Linked DNA regions of Homo sapiens: region 2 is linked to region 1. The links are chromatin loops, found by intact Hi-C in ENCODE. Cell type or tissue: natural killer cell. All regions are shown on one strand.

The links. Hi-C counts contacts between places; a loop is a spot of excess contacts. Peaks named below come from ENCODE experiments on the same cell type or tissue, not always from the same donor. Only the 100,000 strongest peaks of a DNase experiment are listed, where the experiment ranks them.
Region 2: it touches region 1 in a loop (4-fold over the local background); 3 of 110 quality-filtered maps call a loop at or near these places.

The regions. Positions count from the first base shown.
Region 1 is chr1:25,034,289-25,039,288 of GRCh38, forward strand. No RefSeq gene overlaps it. Among named protein-coding and RNA genes, the nearest start is that of LINC02793, 4.4 kb to the right of the region's middle. RefSeq lists an enhancer at 174-233. In natural killer cell, CTCF peaks have their summits at 3,029 (motif pointing right), 3,245 and 3,447; DNase peaks (open chromatin) are centred at 2,023, 3,053 and 3,583; H3K27ac peaks cover 2,409 bases.
Region 2 is chr1:24,907,572-24,912,571 of GRCh38, forward strand. All of the region lies in intron 3 of RUNX3 (RUNX family transcription factor 3), which reads right to left. Among named protein-coding and RNA genes, the nearest start is that of MIR6731, 9.3 kb to the right of the region's middle. In natural killer cell, CTCF peaks have their summits at 2,262 and 2,483; DNase peaks (open chromatin) are centred at 3,400, 3,750 and 4,460; H3K4me3 peaks cover 676 bases; H3K27ac peaks cover 5,000 bases.

The DNA of each region.
Region 1 (5,000 bases):
GGACCAGCACTGCATTCTTAGAAGCCTGGGTCCGGCCGGGGCCCCTGATGTTGTGGCTGGGGGTCCACAGACCTGGGTTCTCAGCCCCGCTTTGCCACTTCCTCGCCCTGAAGCCTCAGCCAAGTTGCTTCCCCGTCTGGACCTGTTCCTCGTCTGTTAAATGGGGTGATCACCCACCACCCGCCGCCTCAGAGGGACAGTGAAAATGGGGAGTCCTGAAAGGCCAGAGCTGGAAAGTCCCCGAAGAGTCCTTACAGAGGAGGCAGGTGGGAAAGGAGGGAGATTGTCCCCGGTCCCACAGCCAGTGGGTAGCAGGGCCGTGAGGTTCTGGAAAGAGCACTGCATTGGGAGGTAGCACTTGGCCCAAGCCTCACTCAGCTCCTTCCTAGCTATGGGACCTTGGCCAAGTCAACCAAGGCCCCTGGGCCTTTTCCTACAAGACAGCAAACCTCGTCTCCCAGGGCTCCTGGGGCGCGCAGATGCTCCGTACTGTGTTGTGAACAGGAAGGGCTTCTTGCTGGAGGTAGACTGGAACTCAGATCTCAAGGGTTCCCGTTCTTTGCTGCCCCTCCCCTGAACTCCATATGCAAGGAGTGGGGTCTGGCACCTCCTGAGGGGAGGACTCCTCTTGCTTGCCTCTACCCCTGCCTCCCCCCATTGGGTGAGAGGTGGCAAATCTCTTTCCTTGATTCCACTGAGTCACTGGAGGCCGTGCTCTTGGAGGAGCTGCGTGTGAAGTCACCTCTCCCACATCAGCAGCCAGAGACGCCATTGCCACTGACACTGTGGCACCCAAACCCCCGTCTACTGCAGGCTGGCAGAGCCCTCCACAGACCCCGGAGCCCAAACAGCCTTTGTGGTGCAGCCAAGGGGTAAGGGGGAGGCTGGGCGGGGCCCGGAGCAGCCCTCCAGCAGCAGGCTTCCTGATGCTGTTGGCACCACTGCCCAGTCCCAGCTCAGGCTTCTGGAGAGTGGGCCTCAGGATGGCAGAGCTGGCAGAGGAGGTAGAGGCTAGCCCATCGTGGGGACAGAATGAGAGTCCATGGACCTAAAGAAGAGCTGGGAACCGCAAATCCCATGTGGAATTATGGGATATGTGTGTGTGTGTATGTATGTGTGTGTGTGTGTATGTATGTGTGTGTGTGTGTGTGTGTGTTCATATACACACATTATCTGCATTTCCCAAGGAGGAGGGTCAGGTTTCATCAGATTCTCAAAGACAAAAATAACATGTTCAGGACCAGGATGCTTTTTCCCTTTTCCCATTCCCAGATGAGGCAGTTGAGGCACAGAGAAAAAATTACCTCACAGTTCTTACAGGCAGGATAAGGAAGGGTAGTTGATGTTCCAATGATGACTTCCTTTTTCTGGTTCAAAAAAGGTCTCTGGAGAGTTCAGAGGGAGACTCTATCCCATCTTCCTGTCCCAGAACATTGATGGTAGCTGTGGCTGGAAGAGTGAGCTCACCCAGGAGAAGAGGTTAGGTCTCCTGAACCAAACCCCAGAGCTCCCACCAGCACTACCACCATCGCCACCACCATCATCACCACCAGCACCACTACCATCACCAGCACCACCACTATCAACACTACCACAGTCACCACTAGCATCACTGTTACCACCATCAACACCACCACCACTACCATCAACACCACCATCACTACCAGCACCACCATCAACACCAACACCACCATTATCATCAGCACTACCATAATCACCATCACCAGCAACACTACCATCATCACCATGAACATCACTACCATCACCACTAGCATCATTATCAACCACCATCACTAATACCACTGGAATCACCACCACTACCACCATCACCACTATCAACACCATCCCCACCATCCACATCATCAACACCACCACCAACACCACCATCATCACCACTAACACCATAACCAGCACTACCATCACTACCACAATCAACACCATTACAAGCATCAGCACCACCATCATTACCACCACCACTACCATCACCACCATCACTATTGACACCACTCTTACTACCACCATCACCACCGTCACTACTGACACCAGCACTACTATCTGATTACCAGCATCATCATCAACGTCATCACCACTACAATCACTACCATCACTATCAACACCACCATCACCACCATCCCTATTGACACCAGCACTACTATCAGACTACCAGTATCTCCATCAACACCATCATCACCACCACCACCATCAACACCATAACCACAAGCACTGCCAGCACCGCCATTGACACATGGTCTGCATTAGAGACTGAGCTAATCATCTTGCTTCTACCATTACCCTGCTGGTAATTGGGATACCCAGCTCAGGCTTCACCCAGAACCCTGTGGGACCAGCCAAGGGTGGGTGAAAATGAACCTCTGTGCTCTGAGGCAGGTGAGGACATTCCGAATGGAAAATGCCAATTGCAAAATGAGCTTAACTGACCTGACCTTCACATCAGACCCCCTTGGGGATGGTAGGAGAAATGTACATATTGGTCCCTCTATCTCTCAACAAATATTTACTATATATTATTTTAGCTGACACCTATGCACCACTGATCAAGCACTGTTTTAATTACTTTAGATATATGAACTAATTCAACCTTTGTAGTAACCCTATGAGGTGGGTAGTATTATTATCCCTATTTTGCAGTCGAGGAAACAAAGGTACAGAAGTGAAATAGCTTATCCAAGGCCAGGCACTTAGTAAATGGCAAGGCCAAGATTTGAACTCAGACATCCCAACACGCAGAGTCCACGCACCTAACCACTACACTCACTGTCAGATGGAAGGAGCATGGGACACGCCAAAGAAAATCCCAGGTGTGCAAACCTGCAAGTAACTGTGATCTCCTTGAAGGCATGGGCCATATCATTTGCGCTGCTGTGTTCTCAGAGCCTATCACCAGGCCTGGTATACAGTAAGGGCTCAATAAATGTTAGCTGAATAAGTGAATTGATCGGTAACACTGGGCTTCAAACCCTTCCCCCGGCACCTCTTCCTTCCTCCCCTGAGCCGCACTTGAGGGCAGTATCGGAAGCTGTAGTTCTACTGCCAGCCAACAGAGGGCAACATGTATAATAGGGTGAGATCGGCCATCAGCCAGGAAGAAGGAATTAGGAGGAAGAGGAGGCAATACTTTGTGGCAGGCATGAATGCACTTATTGATTAAAAACAAAATTGAGACAAACCTTGGAACCTACCACATGATGGGACACTATGGCTGGTATTTTCTATTTGACAGCTGAGGAAACTGAGGTTCAGAAAGGGAAAGGTCGTTGCCCAAGGTCATGCAGCAAGTGAGTGGCAAAGCCAGGCTGAAGAACCTAGGTCTCCTGGGCTCTTTCCCAACCAGAACTCAAAAAACAGCTGACAGATGGGAAGATAGACCAGACATCTCCCTGTCTGTCAAAACAAGACAAGGTGGGCTCTGGAAGAGGGACGTTGAAAGTTACCAGCCAGGGCAAACCCCTAACCCTGCTTACCATCCCTCCTACCCTACCCCACCCCACCCCACCCCACCTTATGCCCCAGCCCCATTCCCCTCCCTCCCCTCCCCACCCCCCCGCACACATAGCCAGGCCGCCCCCTGGTGTCTGTGACTGGCAGTACGCAAATGCACAGTCTCGATTTTGTCAATCCCCCTGCCATGAGGATGCATCTCCACCTTATAGGCCCAGGTCTGACCACAGGCTGCTGGGGTAGCAAGGGACCAAGAGCACCAGGTTCCAGTCCCTCCAGGGACTCACAGGCCACAGGATGAGGCAAGATGGCCCCAGAACAGAACACAGAGCTCATGTGCCGGAGTTCCAGGAATTACAGCCAATGGCCACCCCATGCAACCAGCACTGCACTCAGCACTGGTGATGCTCCACTTCTTTTAGGCCACACCATCCTATGGGGTAGGTACTTGTATTCACCTTCATTGACAGCTGAGGAAACTGAGGCTTAGCAAGGGGATGTAACCTTGCCATTGGAGTCCACACTGGCTGATTTCAAGTCAACGGCTGGTTCAGCTGCCCCATGCAATAACCCCTGTAGCTCTGAGTGAGTGTGGTAGGCTTGGACGGTAGTAGTCTTGGAAGGCTCCCAGGAGGAGGTGGGGCTCCACTGTCTCAAAGACAAGATCCAACTCCTTGCCATCACCCACTGGTGACAACAATCATCACAACAACAAGTACCATGCATTAAGTACTTAGTGCTGGGTGCTGCAGTTTAAGTACTTTACATGGATTATTTACTCATTCATTCATTTATATATTTACTGAGCATCTCCTATGCACCTGTGTGCTAGGTGCTGGATCACAACAGTGAACAAAACAGACAAAAATTCCTGACCTCATGAGACTTATATTCTGGACATGAGAGAAAGATAATAAGCAAAATAAAAGCATACAGTGTGTGCCAGTGATCATATAATAACTTCTGGAGAAAAATTAATTAGGAGGAGGAGAGAAGGCATTTGGGGAAGGTGTTAGTACTTTAAGCTGTGTGGTCAGGGGAGGTTCCCTGAGATGACATTTAAGCAGAAAGCAGAAAGAACCATGTGGGTGTCTGGGGGAAGAGCATTCTAGGCAGCGACAATAGCCGTGCAAAGGCCCTGAGGCAACTGTCTCCTTGATTCATCTCATTCAACCTTGAGTTAGAAATCGCTGTTGTTCCCATTTCATAGATGCCCCTAGTTAAGGAGCACTTTCTACATCTGGCAGGGAAGAGGCAGGGCAGATGGAGAAACTGAGGCCCAGAAAGATCATGCTCAAAGTCACACAGTGAGTCTGTGGCATAGCTGGAATTCATGCCTCGGTCTTCTGCCTTCCATACCAGAGCTCTTCCGAGAGTAACTCAAGGTTCTTTAGTTTCTAATGGAATGCATCACTTCTGGCACCCCCAAAGTTCAGGGACCCCAAAGGACTGGGGCACGATGCAGTCTCCAGAAAGGCTACTGAACCAAGCACGGGTGATGAATCCCAGCCTGGGGGAGGCAGAGCCAGCCTGGGTGGCAG
Region 2 (5,000 bases), 130 kb before region 1:
TCAAAAGACTTTCTGAACAGAGAATGGTCGTTATGTGCCACCCCACATATCTAAACCTCTACAACACACGGTGATCCAAACCTCTACAACACGCGGTGATCTAAACCTCTACAACACGCGGTGATCTAAACCTCTACAACACGCGGTGATCTAAACCTCTACAACACACTGTGATGTAAACCTCTACAACACGCGGTGATCTAAACCTCTACAACACACGGTGATCCAAACCTCTACAACACACGGTGATCTAAACCTCTACAACACACGGTGATCTAAACCTCTACAACACACTGTGATGTAAACCTCTACAACACGCGGTGATCTAAACCTCTACAACACACTGTGATGTAAACCTCTACAACACGCGGTGATCTAAACCTCAACCACACGCGGTGATCTAAACCTCTACAACACGCGGTGATCTAAACCTCTACAACACGCGGTGATCCGAACCTCAACCACACGCGGTGATCCGAACCTCTACGACACACGGTGATCCGAACCTCTACGACACGCGGTGATCCGAACCTCTACGACACGCGGTGATCCAAACCTCTATGACACGCGGTGATCCGAACCTCTACGACACGCGGTGATCCGAAGCTCTACGACACGCGGTGATCCGAACCTCTACGACACGCGGTGATCTGAACCTCTATGACACGCGGTGATCTGAACCTCTACGACACGCGGTGATCCAAACCTCTACGACATGTGGTGATCCAAACCTCTACGACACACGGTGATCCAAACCTCTACAACACACTGTTTGGCAGAAGAGGAAACTGAGGGCCAGGTGCAGTGGCTTACGCCTATAATCTCAGCACTTTGGGAGACTGAGATGGGAGGATCAGTTGAACCCAGGAGTTTGAGATCAGCCTGGGCAACTATCGAGACCCCTGTCTGTACAAAAATTAAAAAAAAAAAAGAAAAAAGAAAAACTTAGCCAGGTGGGGTGGCACAAGCCTGTAGTCCCAGCTACTGGGATGACTGAGGCAGGAGGATCACTTGAGCCCAGGAGGTGGAGGCTGCAGTGAGCTGATTGTACCACTGCATCCCAGTCTGGGCAACGGAACAAGGACCCTAGATCTAAAAAAAGGAAACTGAGGCAACAGACATGAGAAAGTGGCTCATGCCCCCAAGGGAGGCAGGGAGATAACCCAGGAGCACTGCCACCCTCTGCCTCCCAGCATCCCAGCCTGCCTTGCACACTGTCTCCCATGTCTACAAGAACAATGGGAGGTGGCCCCAGGAGGGGACTGCAGGCTTTTCCAGCCCTAAGTCACTCTGGGATCCCCAGAACATGCCTTCTTCTCTCTGGGCCTCAGGCAGAAAAATAACTCCACCAGGATGCTGGGCAGAGGTGTAGGGGGCTTGCATGAGGGACTAGACAGCCATCTCTGCCTGGAAGCTGGGGTCAGGGGACGAGATGTCACACCTGGAGAAAACTGCCAGCATTTTCCACTCCCTATCTGCCAGAGCCCACACAGGAAGAATCCCAGCCTCACATCCGAGGACTCAGAGGTGCTGGGAGGGTCAAGGTGGCCAGGCTCCCACCCTCCTGCGGCCTGCTGAGGCCGAGGGACACTTCTGGAGTGATATCAAGCTTGCAGGGACCTCCCCCGCCACACACACTTTTTTAATTACTAATTTTACATTTCACAAGCAACACGTGAATATTTACAAAAATAAAAGCATTACAGATAAGGCTCTGTCCACCGCTCTAAGCTCCTCTCCAGAGTCCCCACCGTGACCAGTTTCTTTCCAGACATTTTTCATCTTCCATGAATGGAAAACGCAAAGTAGGCTTCTCATGGAACTCTCTTGAACAGCCTCAGTCCGGGTGTGTCATTCTGTAACTTGCTTTCTTAGTAGCACACCTTGGAGCTCAAACTCAGTTTCCCTATCTGCAAAATGGGGACAGTAATCCAGCCCCACAGAAATGACGGAGTTCCCATAAAACCCTGGGGATCCTCCCTGCTACGGAAGGGATTCAACAAGCATGGCGAGAATGACGCTGCTCTCCCTCTTTCCTGCTGGCCACTGGAGGCACAGTTCACTCCGCAGTCCTCTCCACCCACATTTCAGTCCTTCTCAAGCTTCCCCTTTAGTTCCCTTACATGCAACACTCCCGGGAACGTCCCTGTTCGCACCCCCTAGTGGCTGCAGCTTCTCCAGGGCTGACCCGAGGAAAGGACGGCTCCCTTGGAGGACTGTGCACTCCAGGGTTCGGCTGATCAACCCTAACACGGTCACGGCCATTCTACCTCACGTGACTTGGTGGGAGGCTGCCAGTCAGGCAGGGTGGCCAGGCCCTCTTTTACAAGTAAGAGAACTGCAACTGCGGAGAGGCGAGGAAGCTTGTTGGAGGCCACACGCCGAACAAGGGGTGGGATTTCCTGGACCTGGGACCCTTTAGAAAAGATGGAGGCTAGGCATGGTGGCTACGCCTGTAATCCCAGCGCTTTGGGAAGCCGAGGCGGGCGGATCACCTGAGTGAGGTCAGGAGTTTGAAACCAGCCTGACCAATATGGTGAAACCCCGTCTCTACTAAAAGTACAAAAATTAGCCGGGCGTGGTGGCGGGCGCCTATGATCCCAACTACTTGGGAGGCTGAGGCAGGAGAATCGCTTGAACCCGGGAGGCGGAGGTTGCAGTGAGCCAAGATCACACCACTGCACTCCAGCCTAGGTGACAGAGCAAGATTCCATCTCAAAAAAAAAAAAAAAAAAAAATGTGGGAGGGGGTAAGGGGGAGGAGAAGGTTTGCCTAAGGCCTTGGGTCTAGAATGACATGTGCGTTTTCTAGTTTGGCAGAGGGAGAAGAGGCAAGATGTAGGTGGGAGGTAAAACAGAACTCACTGCGCTTCTTGGGGCCTGAACAAGTGATTGCTGGGGACTCGAAAAGTGGGAAAAGCCTGTCGACCACTGTAGGGCATGAGGGGACAGAGCCCGAGGCCTCGCATGGGCCTGATTTCTGATTTTCAGAATGGGAACGCAATGGATTCTGGTACTTGTAGGCCCCCAAGCTCCCTACGCATCCCTGTTGGAAGCTCAAACAGGTATCTGGGAGCCTCAGAAAGAAAGCAGGGGGCCTGGGAGCCACAGGGGCTCAGCCAGTCACCAAGAACCAGGGAGCCCCACCTTCTCCTCCAATGAGGCCCCAGACCAGGAATCCATGGGACACTTGGTGGCAGGAATAAGACCATTTGGTCTCTGGCCAGGCCCCCACTGCTGCCTCCCAGGGCCCTTGGCAACAAAGGGGAAAACATGGGCTGGGGGCGAGTTTAGCTGGAGCTGGGGCTGCAAACTCAGATGCCCATGGGGATGGGGCAAGTCACGTGAACGAGGCAAGTGGGATGGGTGGGGCCTGGAGCGGATGGGGAGGAGATGCCTTGTGGAAAGCACCTGACTGCTACCCTGAGGAGGGCAGGCCCAGTACGGCCAGAGCTTCCAATTCCAGACCGAGTCCTCAGCCCTAACAGGCCTTGGAGGAAATGTTGTCCTTGCTCCTGAGGCCACTGGAAATGGCAGGGAGATGTGGATGAGCTGGGGGACAAGTGAGCAGAAGAATCTTAACAGGCATGAAGCCTGCCGGGTGGACGTGGGGACCACAGACTGATCCGACAACAGCCTGAGTGCAAAGGATCTGGGTGTTTTAGTCAGCCACAAGCTTGAAGGGAGCCAATAGGGCTGGTGCAAAACCTCAGGCCTTGTTACTTTCGTCACAGGAGAATAAAGTCCCCTGTTTCTGAGTCACACCATGTACAAAGAGTGTTTACAGTTACTCCTGCGGCCTGGCGGAAGAGGGCGGGGTTGACAGCCAGCCTGGGTTCGAGGACGGGTCCTGTCACTTGCAGTCTGGTGGCCTCACTCAAGTCACACTCCTTTCCCCCACCCCGAGCTGCGGTGTCCCCATCACACTGTCTTTGTGGGTTGAGGTGCTGGCCTAAGGTGTGGACACTTTCCAGTCACGTGGGTCACCACCATCATGACCATCGCTTTTATCTCTGCTCATGCCCAAAGGAAGCAGAACTATCATCCCCATGCTGGAGACCGGGGTGTGGAGGCCAGGATGCTGAAGTCGTGTGAGGAACACAGAGCCTGAGCAGCAAGGCAGGATTCACACCCGGATCCCCCGACTCCAAGCCCAGGGCTCTTTTCCTGACACTTTCCCTTTTGTTCCCATTGTTTAGACGGGGCCACCGAGGCTTCACCATGAGACCGACGCTGAGCGCCTGTTCCGGGACCCAGGCTGTGGGTCAGGTAATCTGACCCCGGAACCCACGCTCCCACCACATGCTCCCTTGCCCTCCGTAGGGCAGACTTCCCGGAGGAGGGGAGTCCAACAGCACTTCGGAAATAGCTTCCTTGTTACTGTGGAACGCTGGAGCCACTGCCAGGGAGGGGAGAGGGGAGCCAAGGCGGCCCCACGTGGCCAGGGCGCCAGAGAGTCTCAGAGCCACAGGGCCAGGGCTCTCACACTGGGAATAGGACAGAAGTTCCAGTGCCTGAGGAAAGAAGATGGTCTTCAGAAAAAGCCTCTTTCATTCGGTTACCCAGAGCAAGAGCTGCGTGGGGAGCTCTGGCTCTAACCCACTCCGTCACCTTGGGCCCAGTCCTGCTACGCCTCAGTTTCCCCTCTGCACAGTCTGCTCACTGAGGCCCCTTCCTTTTGAAAGTCCCTGATTTAAGGTAGCAAAGATCAGCCGCTGGTCAGAGGGGCCCCAGAAAGAAAAGAAGGCAGGGCTGCTGGCCCCAGGGCCCACCCACTACCACTTCTTCCTGCTGCTGCTGTTCCCAGTATTTCTTGAATATTCTCTGCCCCCCACTCTTCAGAGCCTCAGCTCAGGACAGCCTCTGCCAGCAATGCTTTCTGTCCTGTGAAGCCCAGTCCAGGAGCCCCTCCTCCAGGAAGCCCCCCTTCTCCCACAGTAGATCCCCATCACACCTCTGCAGGCTAGGGCTGTCCTTTAAAGCAGTCGCCAGCAGGAGTGG